2 separate regions of the Homo sapiens genome follow, and region 2 is linked to region 1. A link is an interaction called in ENCODE POLR2A ChIA-PET data of the cell type or tissue named here. Cell type or tissue: PC-9. All regions are shown on one strand. Each heading gives the region's core, and the rest is flanking DNA. Links, peaks and the distances in the headings are about the cores only. Region 1 has its middle 56 kb from the start of ATP2B4. Region 2 overlaps ZBED6 (zinc finger BED-type containing 6).

Evidence for each region. Peaks named below come from ENCODE experiments on the same cell type or tissue, not always from the same donor. Only the 100,000 strongest peaks of a DNase experiment are listed, where the experiment ranks them.
Region 2: POLR2A ChIA-PET joins it to region 1 with 8 read pairs; 2 of 35 experiments call an interaction of 5 or more read pairs at or near these places.

Annotation. Positions count from the first base shown.
Region 1 is chr1:203,566,645-203,575,270 of GRCh38, reverse strand. No RefSeq gene overlaps it. Among named protein-coding and RNA genes, the nearest start is that of ATP2B4, 56 kb to the left of the region's middle. RefSeq lists an enhancer at 2,411-3,293. In PC-9, for the core only: no CTCF peak of the experiment used is centred there; a DNase peak (open chromatin) is centred at 5,330; H3K27ac peaks cover 1,557 bases.
Region 2 is chr1:203,849,012-203,857,637 of GRCh38, reverse strand. ZBED6 (zinc finger BED-type containing 6) reads right to left here. Exons shown (of 17, transcript NM_001395895.1): 14 at 7,612-7,927; 15 at 6,957-7,123; 16 at 6,514-6,581; 17 at 3,514-5,497. It overlaps ZC3H11A (zinc finger CCCH-type containing 11A), which reads right to left. Exons shown (of 18, transcript NM_001376342.1): 15 at 7,612-7,927; 16 at 6,957-7,123; 17 at 6,514-6,581; 18 at 3,514-5,497. The coding sequence ends at 5,239. Among named protein-coding and RNA genes, the nearest start is that of SNRPE, 8.3 kb to the left of the region's middle. In PC-9, for the core only: no CTCF peak of the experiment used is centred there; no DNase peak of the experiment used is centred there.

The DNA.
Region 1 (8,626 bases), core at 2,369-7,368:
CTTGGAGTGTTCTCTGCCACCAGCATCCCTTGGTTCCCGACTTTGAGGGCAGGTGCTGCCCATCAACTCTTGAGCTAACAGAATTTAACTTTCTAGATTATTCTTTTTTTTTTTTTTGAGACTGGGTCTCACTCTGTCACCCAGGCTGGAGTGCAGTGGTGCAATCTCCGCTCACTGCACCCTCCACCTCCTGGGTTCAAGCAATTCTCCTGCCTCAGCCTTCTGAGTAGCTGAGATCACAGGCACCCGCCACCATGCCCAGCTAATTTTTGTATTTTTAGTAGAGACGGGGTTTCACCATGTTGGCCAGGCTGGTCTTGAACTCCTGACCTCAGGTGATCCACCGCCTTAGCCTCCCAAAGTGTTGGGATTACAGGCGTGAGCCACTGAGCCTGGCCCAGACTATTCTTTGTCTGCTGGTTAGTGAGAGATGGTTTCTGTTGTTCACAACTGAGTTCCTTGTCTGATCTAGGCTGGAAAGAACCTTGAGGAAGCTGGGCAGTGTAGAATACAGAATTTGGGGGAAGGTAGGTAGGGTGATGTGGCTGGAGCACTGGAAAATGTTAAAAAGACTTGGGGGCCGGGTGTGGTGGCCCACCCCTGTAATCCTAACACTTTGGGAGGCCAAGGCAGGCGGATCACCTGAGGTCAGTAGTTCAAGACCAGCCTGGCCAACATGGTGAAACCCCGTCTCTACTAAAAATACAAAAAATTAGCTGGGCATGATGGTGGGCACCTGTAATCCCAGCTACTCGGGAGACTGAGGCGAGAGAATTGCTTGGACCTGGGAGGCAGAGGAGTGCATTGGTGAGCTGAGATCGCACCAATGGACTCCAGCCTGGGCAAAAAGAGTGAAACTCCGTCTCAAAAAAAAAAAAAAAAAGACTGGGAAGATGGAGATGGGCAGGGAGAGGTACAAGATAAAGGGCCCTGTCAACCAGGCTAAGAAATTTGCCTTTTTCCCATTAGGATAAACGGGCAACCACTGAAGAGTTTAAGTAGGGAGGGTCTCAGTAAGGCTAGTACCTTAGGAAGATCATAGGGTACTGATGATGATCTTCCTATGGGAAGATCAGTGCGATGGGTGTGAGCAGGGCCGCTACTGACCCTGGGTGAGATTTAGAAAAAGGAGCCTCCAACTAACGCAGGAGCAGAAAACAAAATACTGCATGTTCTCCCTTATAAGTGGGAGCTAAATGAGAGAACGCATGGACACGTCGAGGGGAACAACACACACTGGGGCCTACCGGAGGGTGGGGTGGTAGGAGGGAGAGGATCAGGAAAAAGAACTGATGGTGACCCTCCTCCAGGCAGCCTCTGTCCTACAGGAGGCACTGGTTGGCTGGATTTCAGCCCCAGTTCACCCCTTCCGTGGGCACCATTGTGCAGAGCACAGGTGGGGCAATAGTTCCCAGGGGTCTGGATTCTAGGACCCAGCACTCTCCCTGATCCTAAGGAGCTTACATTATTGCCTCTACTTTGCCTTCTTCTCCTGATGACAACCCCTTTCTCCCCTGGCCAGCGAGACCACCTCTCTCAGTTCCTCATCTTTGAGAAAATAAGGCCACTTTCTTAGCTGGTTCTCAAAACACGATCCTGTCTTTATTTCAGGCAGAAATCGGCTTTCTGGACAGGGCCTCACCCGAAGCTGGTTGCGCTAGCCTCTCTAATTCTCATGCCCAGAAATCCTCCCTTGGTTTTTTTGTTTGTTTGTTCGAGGCAGGGTCTTGCTCTGTCACCCAGACTGGAGTGCAGTGGCACAATTACGGCTCATTGCAGCCTCAACCTTCCGGGTTGAAGTGATCCTTTCACCTCAGCCTCCCAAGTAGCTAGGACTATAGGCACGCATCACCACACCTAGCTACATTTTACAATTTTTGTAGAGACAGGGCTTCACTATGTTGCCCAGGCTGGTCTCAAACTCCTGGGCTCAAGCAATCCTCCCACCTCAGCCACCCAAAGTGCTGAGATTGCAGGTGTGCACCACCAAGCCTGGCCCTGCTGGGTTTTCCTTAGGCATCTACTCTTGAACCCACGTAAGCCTTCCAGGAAAAGCAATGGCTAGGCTCCTGGCTGATAAGTGGGAAGGTCAGCTGCATAGGTGAATGCTTGTGTATGGAGGAAGGGGTGACCCCCTGCCCTCAGCCCCTAGGCCATCATGTGCTAAGTGGTCCTGTGGCACACAAAGGCTCTAAACCATGGATTCTGGAATCTTCCTGCCAACAGAACCTCAGGGATTATTTGGCCTAAGCTCCCACTTGAAGTAGGAGTCTTCTTTATAGGAGCCTCCTGTAAAGATGGGCATTCAGCACCTGCTTGAATACCTCCAGTGATGGAGGACTCACTACTCGATGTAGCAGCTTGTGTCTCAGTGACATTGAGCAGTGTATTTAGGTGACCTTTGCAAGGTCACACATCACTCTGTGACTGCTGCCTGGAACTACGGGGCTATTCCTCCATATCCCTTTCTCTGCTTGCTGCCTCCTCCTGCTCCCAGGACTCACCTCCTAGGGTAGCCTGACTGGCACGCTGTCTCTGGAGCCACCACGCCGGAGGTGGCAGGGTGCTGTTGGAGTGGGTGAGCTGCCTGGGGTGCCAAACTTCTCCAGCCCTGCAAGACTCAGAGGAGAGGGGGATGGAAGTAGTGTGGGTGTGTGGCTCTGTGGGGTGGGCAGGGTGGATTTTTTTCCCTATTTGTTTTCCATTTTTCTCTCCTCCCGGTGGTTGGGCTGGCTGATTGGAGGTGCGGGTGTGTGGGGGTGGTGTGTGCTTGTGTGTGCACGCGTGTGCGTGTGTGCATGCACAGCTGTGTGGGAGGGCATCCGTGCAGGAGGCTTCACGCTGGAGCGGCCTCTCCTTGCTGACCAACTCTGACAGAGCTCCCACTGATTTGGCCTTAGAAAGTTTCATGGTTTTGACAGGAACAAAACAGAAGATGCAGATAGGCTGTGCGGTTTCCTTGGCAACTCGAAAACATGGGTGGGGGAGGGGATGGTGGGAACCAGAGAGAAGGGAGTGATTGGGCTCCACCACTCAGCTCTGTCCCCCCTCTTTTTTCCCTCAAAATAGCTCAGGATAAAATGTTGAACCATTCTCAGCATTCCTGTCCCTGGCCCACAGGAATGGAGAAGGAACTCAGCAGCAAGGAAGGCGCAGAGGTGCCCCTCGGATAAGGGAAGCAAGAGATCTGCCTTCTAGAGGATTCTGACGCCTCTTATTCTCTTTCTTATCAAGCTGACTTGTCTCCTCTACCTTCCACTCCCTTATTTTGTTATCCCGGCAGCTTTAAGGACTCACCTTCCCCAAACTAACCCAAGGAAAACCAGAATCCCACGCTCCCAGGTTCTCTACCTTAGAGTGACGTGACTGGTAAGGAAGCAAGGAGTGGGTGTCTCTCCTCCCCTCACCAGCCACGAAACCTTGGGACAGCTCCATTCCTAGAAAGCAGGAGACTGAACTAAGTCGGAGGTGGATGACGGAGACTGTTCATTAAGGAATAAAGACGTTGGGCCAGGCATGGTGGCTCACTCCTGTAATCCCAGTACTTTAGGAAGCTGAGGCGGGCAGATCATGAGGTCAGGGGTTCAAGACCAGCCTGGCCAACATAGTGAAATCCCGTCTCTACTAAAAATACACATAGTAGCTGGGCGTGGTGGTGTGCACCTGTAATCCCAGCTGCTAGAGAGGCTGAGGCAGGAGAATCGCGTGAACCGGGGAGGCAGAGGTTGCAGTAAGCCAATATCGCACGATTGCACTCCAGCCTGGGCAACAGTGAGAGACTCTGTCACCAAAAAAAAAAAAAAAAAAGAAAGAAAGAAAGAAAAGAAATAAAGATGTTTATTACTAATTAGTGAGACTGTCTCCCCTACTGCAAGTTCACCTCCCAAGTGAACGTGCTCAGACCACCTGCCCTAGAGGCAGCACCCCAGAGCTCCAGTAAGACCCATGCCCAGCAATTCTTTTTTCCTTTTGAAAAAGGGTCTCACGTTGTCACCCAGGCTGGAGTGCAGTGGCACGATCTCGGCTCATTGCAGCCTCGACCTCCCCAATTCAAGCAATCCTCCTGCCTCAGTCCCCTAAGTGGCTGGGACCACAGGCATGCACCACCACATTAGCCTGGCGAATTTTTTTTTTTTTTTTTTTTTTTTAGAGACAGAGTTTCACCATGTTGCCCAAGCTGATCTTGAACTCCTGAGCTCAAGCAATCCACCCACCTCAATCATCCAAAGTGCTGGGATTACAGGCATGAGCACCACGTGCCTGGCCTTATGCCCATCAATTCCTTTTTTTTTTTTCCTTGGGACAGGGTCACGCTCTGTCACACAGGCTGGAGTGCAGTGGTGAGATCTTGGCTCACTGCAGCTTAGACTTCCAAGGCTCAAGTAATGTCCCCACCTCAGCCTCTCTGGTAGCTGGGACCACAGGCATGCATCATCATGCCCAGCTAATTTTTGCATTTTTTCTTCTTTTTCTGGTAGAGACAGGGTTTCGCCATGTTGGCCAGGCTGGTCTCAAACTCCTGGACTCAAGCGATCTGCGCACCTCGGCCTCCCAAAGTGCTGGGACTACAGGCGTGAGCCACTGTGCCCAGCCCTATGCCCAGCAATTCTCGACAGCCCCCTGGCCCTTTTCTAAAGCATAGGCCTCTGGATCTAATTAGACCCATCCCCTTCCCTGGTCCCTCTTATCTTGGGCACTGGAATTCTTTTACCTGAGAATATGGAGGTTCTGAAGACATTTTTGCATACATTTTTAAAACCAAACAACCCTAATGCTACCCCAGTCCTGCAACGGAACTTTAGTGGTGGCCATGCAGCCTGCCCTTGGCACAACTCAGACACCAGGGAAGGGGACCTTGGGGGGCTCTTGGAGCAGCCATTCCCTGTCTGGGTGTTGAATGTATTTAGGGAGCAGGAGACAGGCAGGAGAAGAGAGCTGAGAGGCTGTGGGGCCCCTGTGTTCACAGTCTCCTGGATGAGTCAGTGGAGGAAGGGGTGCTGGGCTGGGAGTGAAGAGGCCAGAGTTCTAGTCTCGCTCAGGCTCTGACCAGCTGTGGGTGGGAGGAAGACAGCCACGCTTCGGTGGCCACATTCCTGCAGTAAGCTTGGGACATACAGTCTGACAGACACTTGGGGGTGTGGTGAGGGACCATGAAGCAGAAAATTTGCAGTGAAACAGATGGTTGCCAGGACCATGGCCCCCTAGCTTCCTGAGTGTGGCCCTTCCCGTCCCCCTATGCCTGCGTGCTCCATACCTCCCAGGACGAGTTTGTCAAGCTCGACTTGCCTTTCCACCCACAGGAAATCAAAGATTCCAGGGTATGGTCACTCTGCCTCCTCCCCATCAGCTGCCCTGATGCATGGTGACTCGGGAGAGAGAGTCCATTTATCTTGAGTCCATTTATCTGCTCAGTCTCTCAAAGCTCTTCTCCAACATGGTCATTGCCCCACCTCTTCCTCCCCTGGAGTTTTCTCCACCTTCAGCTGCCTCAGCAGCAATACATGGAGAATAGGCCCTCCGTTAGACTCCACATCCCCACACCCAGCCCATGCCCAGGAAGAGAGGACAGTGCCCACCCACTCCTCTGGCTCTGAGCTCCCCTGGCAGACGACAGAGCTGGGAGTCCACCCGTTCTTCTGCAGGAAGGAGAAGAATGAGTCTCAAGGGCTGTTCCCCGCTGCCCTGCAGGCCCCAGCTCTAGGGAGAAGTCAAGCAGCTTTGAGAATGAAATAAGTACAAGATGCCCCAATAAATGGCTAAGAACTGATTATGAGGGGGGCAAACTGTCCAACCAAGGGGAAGAGCGTATGGGGAAGGGAGAATGACTCAGGAGACCCCGGCTTGTTCCTAAGTGGTAGTGCATCACGTAGGTGGCCTTTAGAAAGGCCCTGGCATTTGGCCATTTGTCTACTCTTGAATGTTCTTCCCGAACATCACATAGGCACATCCACCCCCTTTAAAGGAGGGATTATTTCCCAGATGCCTTGACGGTGGGAAATGAGGACAATGGGTAAAACAATGCCTTCTCTACTGGAATGTCTACTCAGCCAAAAGGAAAAGAAAAAGCAAATAGGTAAAAGAGTGTCTTCTCTATATGGGTGCCATGACTGGGGGTTTCCCTGAGGTCCCTGTCTTGAGGGCTGGGATCTTGGTTTCCACTGGTTTGACCTCTCTAAGCCTTGCACCTAGCCATTCTCTGCTTCCCCCAGGCTAGAGAGGCCAATGGGTGTTTTCTGTGACTGGTAGCCATGGTTGAGAAGTGAGGCAGTGGAGGAGTCCATAGAGGATGGTCCCTGTCTGGGCTTCATCTGTTTGACTGAGCCTCTGAGGAGGCAGCCTGGGGAAGGTACCAGGGAAACTGAGACCAGAAGATGTGAGCTGAGCAGATGTGGTGTCACAAAGGGGAGGTGGGCAGTCCCCGGGCTTGGCCTGACTGAAGTCCCCACTGAGTGGCAGTTCAAGTGGGGTTCCTTGTTTTTGTTTCTGTTTTGAGACGGAGTCTCTCTCTGTCGTCCAGGCTGGAGTGCAACAGCGTGACCTCAGCTCACTGCAACCTCCACCTCCCAGGTTCAAGTGATTCTCCTGCCTCAGCCTTCCGAGTAGCTAGGAATACAGGCATCCACCACTACACATGGCTAATTTTTGTGTCTTTAGTAGAGACAGCATGTTGGCCAGGCTGGTCTTGAACTCCTGACTTCGGGTGATCCACCTGCCTCAGCCTCCCAAAGTGCTGGGATTACAGGCGTGAGCCACCAAACCCAGCCTCAAGTGGGGTTTGTGTGTGCCTGAAGTGGGCATGCGGGAGAAGAAACTTGGGGGGGGGGTGACATTGATAGACTCTCTGACTTCTGAAGATGCTCTCCTGGGCAGCGCTGGAGACAGTAACACTCGGGTCACTGAACTAGGTGATATGGTTAGGGTTCTCTGCAACCAAGAAGACTGGGTCTCTCTGCAGCCCCTTTGCCCAACTCCCTTATATTAGTTTCTTAAAGTTGGCGTAATAATTTACCAGAAACATGGGGCTTAAAGTAACAAAATGTGGCCAGGTGCAGTGGCTCACGCCTGTAATCCCAGCACTTTGGGAGGCCAAGGCAGGCGGATCACAAGGTCAGGAGATTGAGACCATCCCGGCTAACAAGGTGAAACCCTGTCTCTACTAAAAATACAAAAAATTAGCCGGGCATGGTGGCACGTGCCTGTAGTCCCAGCTACTCGGGAGGCTGAGGCAGGAGAATCACTTGAACCTGGGAGGCAGAAGTTGCAGTGAGCCGAGAGAGTGCCACTGCACTCCAGCCTGGGAGACAGAGCAAGACTCTGTGTCAAAAAAATAAAAATAAAAAAATAACAGAAATGTATTGTCTCACAGTTCTGGAGAGCAGAAGTCAGGAATCAAAGTGTTGGCAGGGTTGGCTCCTTCTGGAAGCTCTAAGGCAGAGTCAGTTCCATGCTGCTCTCCGAGCTTCTGGCTGCCACCTGCCATCTGTGGCATTCCTCGGATTACAGATGTGTCACTCCAATTCCAGCCTCTGTCTTCACATGGCTTTCTCCTCCATGTGTCTTCTCTTCTTTTTATAAGAACACCAGTGGTTCAGCTGGGTGCGGTGGCTCACGCCTGTAATCCCAGCAGTTTGGGAGGCCGAGGTGGGTGGACCACTTGAGGTCAGGAGTTGGAGACCAGCCTGGCCAATATGGCAAAACCCCCTCTCTACTAAAAATACAAAAATTAGCTGGGCGTGGTGGTGCACACCTGTGATCCCAGCTACTCAGGAGGCTGAGGCAGGAGAGTCGCTTAAACCGGGGAGGCAGAGATTGCAGTGAGCCGAGATTGCTCCACTGCACTCCAGCCTGGGCAACAGAGCAAGACTCTATTAAAAAAAAAAACACAAAAAAAACAAAAACAAAAAAACACCAGTTGTTGGATTTCATGCCCACCCTAAATCCAGGATGATTTATTCTTTTTTTTTTTTCTGAAACGGAGTCTTGCTCTGTCCCCCAGGCTGGAGTGCAGTGGTGTGATCTCCGCTCACTGTAACATCCGCCTCCCGGGTTCCAGTGATTCTCCTGCCTCAGCCTCCTGGGTAGCCGGGATTACAGTCACCCGCCACCACGCCCGGCTAATTTTTGTGGTTTTCATAGAGACAGGGTTTCGCCATGTTGGACAGGCTGGTCTCAAACTCCTGACCTCAGGTGATCTGCCCTCCTTGGCCTCCTAAAGTGCTGGGATTACAGACGTGAGCCACTGTGCCCGGCCAGGATGATTTATTCTTGAGAGACTTACTTATACCTGCAGCAACCTTATTTCCAAATAAAGTCACAGCCTGAGGTGCCAGTTGGATATAAATTTGGGGGAGACACTATTCAACCCACAACAGCCCTTAATCCCACACTCGTGCCAGAGCTGTGGAGGGGTGAGGAGACCCCCAAAGTTTGATCAGCAGTCCCAAGGGCAGGATGCTCAGAGGACACACAGGCCCTGAAGTTCTAACCCAGCTCCCCCGCCTCCATGTTACCCTGAGCTTCCTAGAAAGTTGCAAAGCAAAAACGATCGGACACCATTCCCCAGGGATTGGCAGGGATGGTCTCCTCCACTCAAAAGAGGTGTCTGGAGTGTTTCCTTGAATAATAA
Region 2 (8,626 bases), core at 2,269-7,268, 280 kb before region 1:
TGGCCAACATGGCGAAACCCCATCTCTACTAAAAATACAAAAATTAACTGGGTGTGGTGGCGGGCGCCTGTGATCCCAGCTACTCGGGAGGCTGAGGCAGAATTGCTTGAACCCAGGAGGCGGAGGTTGCAGTGAGTGGAGATCACGCCATTGCGCTCCAGCCTGGGTGACAGAGCAAGACTCCGTCTCAAAACAAAAAAAGACTCAAAATTAAAATTGGCAATGGATGTGAGCATCAGTTTGTAGCAAAGGATATAGGAGTGGTCTTTAAACATGAAAAGATGCCCAGCTTCACTCATAACAGAAAGGCTACATTCAGAATGTCTGTCACAAAAGAAAAAAAAGAAAGGCACACCAAACTACACTGAAGTACTATTTCTCTTATTAGATTGGAAATGAAAAAATAGTGGTACTGTAAATTATTAAGCTCTATTTCTAGGTACTTATCCTCCATACAAACTTACATGTGTGGTATAATGTAATCATCACAACATTGTTTAAAATACCAAGATGGGAAGCAACCTAAATGTCTATCAATAGGGACTATTATAAATTACTGCATCTTCATAGGGTGCAATTCTATGCAACTGTTACTAAGATTAAAGGTCTTTGTGTCCCGATATGAAACGATATCCAATATACATGATGAAAAAAAAAGCAAGGTATACTATGCTTGAGATTTACTTCAAAATAACTCAGTGGAGCCAGCAGGGCCAGATCTCAGATAAGGCAAGGCTAAGGATTGAGCATAATTGTAGGAATCACAATCACATGTGCAAATACAAGCCTTGAAAAGTGAGTGCCTCCTTAAATTGTGCCCAATACCTTGCTTGCCTCACCCTCAGCCCAGTCAAGTAGGTCAGAATAGGGGGTGATGGATAGTTGGTAAGGTAAAGAAGAGAGGATTGGCCATGAATCTGCAATTGTTGAAACTGGGTGACTATGTGGAGTTTATTATACTTTAATTCTAAATACATTTGAAATTTTCTTTAATAAAAACGGCAGGGTTCAGAATGTCATGTGTTTTACGCATGATATTGTATGGAAGTGTATTCACTTACACATGGCTAAAGTATCTCTGGAAGAATACCTGAGACACGGATAATGGAAAGTAATATGAAACATTTGTTTCCTTTTGTTATTGCAACTACTCACAATGTTCTTGTAAAACTTCATGACACACCTAAGATATCTGCAAAGTGGGCTTCAGAATCACTGGCCCAAATGAACATACCCCTGAGAAAGGAGTCTGCCAAACCTCCCAAATATTTCAGAACATTCTTCCTCTCAGCTTGAAGTTTCTTTCATCCCAACCAGAAGCTTCACAACTTGCTGAATGGCTGTGATTATTCTTTACCATGCCATAGATTCAGACTCTACAACATTTTAGCAGTTAAATCCAACCAAATCTAAATACCTTAGTAACAGACCCTCTCAGTAAATATAAATCCAAAAAAAATTTTTTTGAGATGGAGTCTTGCCCTGTTGCTCAGGCTGGAGTGCAGTGGTGATTGATCTCGGCTCACTGTAACCTCCGCCTTCCAGGTTCACACAATTCTCCTGCCTCAGCCTCCCAAGTAGCTGGGATTATAGGTGCATGCCACCCCGCCTGGCTAATTTTTTTGTACTTTCAGTAAAGATGGGGTTTTGCCATGTTGGCCAGGCTGGTCTCAAACTTCTGACCTCAGATGATCCACCCACCTCGGCCTCCCAAAGTGCTGGGATTACAGGCGTGAGCCACCGTGCCCAGCCAAAATTACTTTTTTTAAATGTAAAACTAAATTCTTGATTGCTGTTCTTATTTACGGTCATTACTTATTTTTTGCCCACTTTATTGAACAAACTTAAGAGAATGGTCAAGGATTTTAATTGTGTTCATGCCCCTTAACTAATATCTTTTTGCAAATTCAAAATAAATTGCGGTTTGGAGTCTTAATTATTAATGCAGTTAAATGTCTGGGTTGTAGGAATTTTCAGAGTTACTGAGCAGCTTCATAAAGTCATGATTTTAAAAAACACTCTTGAAAAGATCTACTAATCAAACCCAATGGCACATAATATATAAACATACTGACCCTGAAACTTCAGTGCGGGAATAGTCATCTTTAATGTACTGTATAATTTAGTGTCAAAATGAGGACGTGAATTAAAGATACACAATAAGTACTCAATAAATGTTAGCTAATTTAAGTTTTACCTATTAAGCAGTTACAACTGGAGACCATGTATTTCCTGTGCTACAGCCAAATTCAAAGCAATCAAATACTTTACAGAACTGCAGAACTGTTGGCTGGGCGTGGTGGCTCACAACCTGTAATCCCAGCACTTTGGAAGGCCGAGGAAGGCCTATCACTTGAGGTCAGGGGTTCCAGACCAGCCTGGCCAACATGGTGAAATCCTGTCTCTACTAAAAATATAAAAATTAGCCAGGTGTGGTGGTGCACCCCTGTAATCCCAACTACTGAGGAGGCTGAGGCAGGAGAATCGCTTGAAACTGGGAGGCAAGAGTTGCAGTGAGCCAAGATTGTGCCACTCTGCATTCTATCCTGGGCAACAGAGTGAGACTCTGTCTTAAAAAAAACACCCTGCAGAATTATTCTGGCAAAATAAAGCCACCATTTTAGAAAAGGATCATGGAACTCTGATCAATATATTAATAGATCAAGCTTTGTTACTGCAATTGTAATTAGTAAACATCAGTCTCATCTTTCAAATACTGATCAAGATGAAAACACACTATGTTCTAGCTTTAAAGAAGAACCACTGAGATTTAGGGTTAAGGCTAGAACTTTAGGAATTATTATCTTGAGATAAAATATATGAAACATAAAACTATCTTATTTCTGGCTATAACCAAACTGGAATATTTGGGCCCTTTTCTTACTGTTAAAATGAAAAACTATCATTCAAAACTATAGTCTTTTGCTTTTTGTGAAAAGTTGATTCAACTTGTTGGGACGACTTTTAGACTAATAGGAAAAATCTATGTTCTTTGGTAGCTAACAAACATATACTTTCCTACAATTTTAAAAATTGGCACACATATTAAGAAACCTGGACTTCTATAAATTAAATTTCTTATCTGCTGCACCTTCATGCTTGAAAATTCTAAATCGTTGACTCTAAAGATCAAGTTTATTCATTTATTTATTTTTTATCAGCCTCTTGAGCCAGAGTAGGCCCAGAGAGACTCCCTAAGATCACTTTTAAACCCTCCCTCCTTTTAAAAACTTAATGGCATTGCTTGAGTTACAACACTAAGGAGTAAGTATCCGTGTCAGAAAAAAAATCCTCACATTATAATAATATAAATTCTTACCTAAAGCATATGCAGCTAAAATTGAGCACACTTGTAAATTTGGCAATATATCCAGATGAAAGGTTTCTAAGCCAAATAATAACTGAAATTCGGGCACTTACACGAAAGGCCAATAGCATTCTGTCTGGGGTCTCTTGTCAAGATGGATCCCAGGCTGATATGATGATGTAAGATTACTTAGCTCACAACATCAAGACTTTCCTACATCAGTTTTATTTAAAACACAAACAAGTATTTCTCTTTCTGTAAGGGCAAATGGTTCAAATAATGCGGAACACGAAACATTGACTAATACAAGTGCTTTAAATATGAAACAAAATTATTTTTTAAAAAAGCAAAAGAATAAAGAATATATACAAAAGGGACCTGGAATCTGTAAGCTGATTCCAAAAACGAAATAAGTAGAAAATCCATGGTGAAACCTGAACATTCTACCTCTGCTTTGGAGAAGGGCTATCATACAACATTCAGTCAGCTGAAGATGGATTGGTAGAGGTGTGTCTATACATAAACTTCAGTCATTTTTGCTTGTGCAGAATCATCCCAATCTTCCCAAGACTGAATGGGCAGTCCTGTGGCTTTCTTCCTTTTCCATATTCCCAACAAGGCTACGTGAAGTTCAACTCTTGATGAGCCGCTTACAACAGCAGTTCCTTAGGAGCCAACATGACAGGTGGGTCAGATTTCCCTATGAGAAACAAAACTGGCCACCTACAGCAAAATATCAAAATGGGTAAGTCCTTCCTTCCTCTTCCTCCTGATTATATACAACATATCTCCTTTCAAGACTATTATTTCCATCATGCTTATTCCTTCACAAATCTAAACCTTGAGGTGATATGAAGGAAACCAACATCAAGAAAAGAAAACTCAATTCAGAAATGAAGAAAACTGGCAGGTATACAATACACCCCCAGAGCATCTCAATATCCCTGGCACAGTACAATTCAGTGTACTGCTACAGCCCATAGATAAATATTGGCAGCTTGAATAAGCTCATTTTTTCCCTCAGGTGGTTAAAGGCCACCAAACAAATACTGGGCAACAGGGGTTTGTTGGGAGAGTTAGAAATAAAAAATTAACCAAATTTTGTCCCTGTGTTAATTCAATGCCAGCAAGGAGGCAAGTACTGAAGAAGAAAAAGGACAATTTTCATACTAAAAAAGAATTCCTCTAATCATGTCACCATCTCATATAATGAATCCAGGGAATCCCAGAAATAGAAAATTAGTTTCAGGGGACCCCTGAGGCACTTTAAAGCCTTTTAAAAAATTACAGTAATAATAAATTAGATATTGCTCTTCAGAGGCTAACAGAGCAGCAGAAGCATCAAGATCAGGTCCAAAGAGTTATGCCCACATTACAGGCTTCCTGAGCTGCTCAGCCCTCTTTAAAGCTTAGTTGAATCTTTAAATACCTTTAAAAAGACATACAATTTAACACAGACTGAGTGGGTATTTTTGTTTAGTGGTAGCATAAAATTTGGTCCTTAATGGTAGCAGCTGTCTTCATCCATTTCAAACTCAGGTAATATTAAGTACATCAAGACAATACATAAAGAATACAACAAAGAAGAAAAAAGCCAAAACTGACAAACACCTCAAGGAGTCACTAAGTTCGCTTGCACCCTTTCACTTGATCTCCCTCTCAGTCTCTTTTTTGTGGAGAGAAGGGTATGACAGAACTTTTTTCTCAAAAGATGATAAACAATGGCATCAAATGGACAAAATGGTTATAAAGTAACTTTAAAAATCTGACCCCAAGGAATCCAGGACACATACAGATAATTCAGAGGTATACTTCTGATTTGGGGCAAATTCTAGACTAAAGAAATGATCATCTCAGGTAAATGTTACAATAGATGAAACTAAGTCCAGTTTTTTGGCGATTTTTTTTTTAAAGTGTCCTCACTACCACCTTCAGCTATCAATCATTTCTGATAGCTCAAGCAGAAGGTCATCTTCATCTTTCCCAGGATCCAGGTCAATCTCAGCTTCCAATTTGCCTCCTGAAATCTCCCATATTAGTTTCTCAAAATCATCCTCCACAGAGAGTGGGGGCTTTCCTGTTGAGGCAGAGCTGAGTCGGCGAGTTTTCATGCTCATTTGGGATGAGGAAGGGCCAGACACCTCCGGGGGTGAGGAATCTGAAGAGGACTGGGTTGGAGGCAGCACAAGACTGTAAGAAAAAAAAGATTATTAGAAAACTGCCGTTTTAAAAATAGTTGGCTGAATCACCTAGTCTCACGGACACAAAGTGAGCAAAAATTTGTTTTTAAGAACATACATAAAGAAATAATTCTTTTACTGATTTGGGATCAAGCTTTTTTTTTTTTTTTTTTTTTTTTTTTGAGGCAGAGTCTCCCTTTGTCACCCAGGCTGGAGTGTAGTGGTACAATCATGGCTCACTGCAGCCTCGACCTCCTGGGCTCAAGCGATCATTTTGCCTCCGCCTCCCAAGTAGCTGGGTCTACAGGTGTGTGTCACCATGTGATTTTTTTTTTATTTCTTTGATTTTTATTAGAGACAAGACCTCACTATGTTGTCCAGGCTGGTCTTGAACTCCTGAGCTCAAGTGATTCTCCAGCCCCAGTCTCCCAAAATGTTGGGATTACAGGCATAAGCCGCCTTGCCTGGCCAGCACCAAGCATTTTTATAACTCAAAGTAGGTGTTAAAGACATCTTTCAGGGGCCGGGCATGGTAGCTCATGCCTGTAATCCCAGCACTTTGGGAAGACGAGGAAGGTGGATCACTTGACGTCAGGAGTTTGAGACCACCCTGGACAATGTGGCAAAACCCTGTCACTACTAAAAATACAAAAATTAGCTAGGCCTTGTGGCAGGCACCTGTAATCCCAGCTACTTGGGAAGCTGAGGCAGGAGAATTGCTTGAACCCGGGAAGTGGAGGTTGCAGTGAGCAGAGATTGTGCCACTGCACTCCAGTCTGGGTGACACAGTGAGACGCTGCCTCAAACAAAAAAACAAAAAAACATCTTTTAGGTAATATAGCAAAATGTAAACAATGGCACCAAAGAAGAACAGCAACCCTAGATTTTCATACTTTCTTGCAATTAATTTGAAGTGCAACAGATTTATTTGAATGTTGCTAAAGTTATTTATCAGTGTTATTCTCTAGAGAGCCTAAACAGTAACAGGGGCCTGGAGTTTGTTTAGAAAGAATTACAAAGTATTACCTGTCTCTAGGATTTTCTGCTTCAGGCACAGTGACTGATTTGTCCTCAGAGACAAGCGGGACAACAGCCTACAAAAGGAAGAGTCAGGTAATTCAGTGAGAGTCAGGCTTTTTAATTTGAGCATATTCATTTTCTTTTGCTGCCTTCTTAGAATTGTGGCTATGATTCTTTAAGCCTGTGAATCTAAGAATCGATAATCTAAAGGTTGAGTATATAAATAAGCAAAATATCTTGCCACCTAAAAATTAGCTTTTAAAAAATCCTGTCCTGCTACTTCACAAATATCAAACTGTAAGTATAAAATACAGTAGTAACCCAAATTACTAAAATGCTAGGAAATGCCAGGAAGTGATATACTCAAGATAGAATGCTAGTGGAGAGTTAGTCTTTCCTGCTTTCCTACCACACAGAATAAAGCACCACAAAGTGAATATACTTCTTACCACAGCTGCCTTTTTGGCTGGGGGTTCCTGTAGGACACTGCTGGAGCTGAGTGGCTTCACAGCGGCAATGACAGCAGCGTGCATCTCCACTGCCTTACGTTTTGGGGCCAATTTGGGGGATGACACAACTTTAACCACAGATGGCTTCACGTTCACTTTGGGTTTAGCTACAAAGGGCAGAAAATATCTGATAAGCAGTGAGAATAGACTCTTTTAAATGGGGAATAATTCAGAATAAAATATCAAAACTCCTTCAGTACTAGAAATACCACAAATAATTCATTTAAAAAGAGACTGAAAACGATTCAAAGGCAATTTGTGGTCACATGGTGGTCACTACAGGTGGTCACCATGTAGATACAATACCACTTAAATTTGTTACCATTCCTCTATTCCTTGTTTTTATTCAATACCAGAGGAAAGATGCACCATAGAAAGTTTTACACAAAGCTTTTTAAATAGCAATTTTAAATTCTGAGAAAAGAATTCATCTCGTTTTGCCTCTGTATAAAAATATCAGAAATATTACTATCTACCTGTGGATAGAAGGCAAATGAAATTCAACCCAATTGTTGCCAGGAAGTTACTGGCAACAATTGGGTTGAATTTGGTAATTTTGATAACCTAAAGCAATACACAGTATAGAAATACTTGCCTTTACCCCTTTTTTCCAAGGTCTGTGCTGCACATTTCACATTCAATAATGAGTCTCCAATCCCTGAGGTTTCTACCTCCACCTTCTGGGATGACTTTGTGGGAAGCCGCTTGGTCAGGTGCCGTGTGATTCCTGGCACAGCAGTGAGCACTGGTTTCTCTGCCACTTGGGTATTGCAAGAGGCTACATCTCCCCGAAGAGGTGTCAAGACTGATTTTTCCCTCTCCTGCTGTTTCTGCATGTGCTTCTCTCTCATGGTCTCACATCTCTTGACTTGAATTTTAGTGATGTCAACTCCTGTGGTCTCACCTGAAGCCTGTGGATAAATTTGAATGACAGAATTAAAATCTGGTACCTCTAATAACCTGTATGATGTAAGTACCAGGCTAACATCTAAGTTAAGCAGAATCTCACATGATCCAGAATCTGAGAGAAAAGCTCTTTATTTGATGTTAAATAGACAATACCCTGTTAAAGATGAAAGATTAGAATTACAGATGTATGGAATAATAAAAAACCCAGATTCCACAGGCTAGACAACCATGACTCTAAGTCAAATACTAATGATTCCTAAATAATCAAATACCTGCACAAAGATTTATGTACAAATATATTACTTTAAATTGTGTAAAACAAAATCTGAATGTCCAGAAAAAGACTGTATTTGTATAATGGAGAATCATGTGGTCAGTAAAAACAAACTTCTTGAAGAATTATTAACATGGTAAAGTTAAAGCAGGCTGTAAAATGATACACTGTAGAGTTCTCCATTATGTTCTAAACATGGGTTTAACATTAAACAAATTCACATGCATGCATATATAAACAAAAAGGTCGAAGAAGGCCAAGTGTGGTGGCTCACACATGTAATCCCAACACGTTGGGAGGCCAAGGCAGGCAGATCACTTGAAGCCAGAAGTTCGAGACCACTCTGGACAACATGGAGAAACTCTGTCTCTACTAAAAATACAAAAATTAGTCAGGCTTGGTGGTGCATGCCTTTGATCCCAGCTAC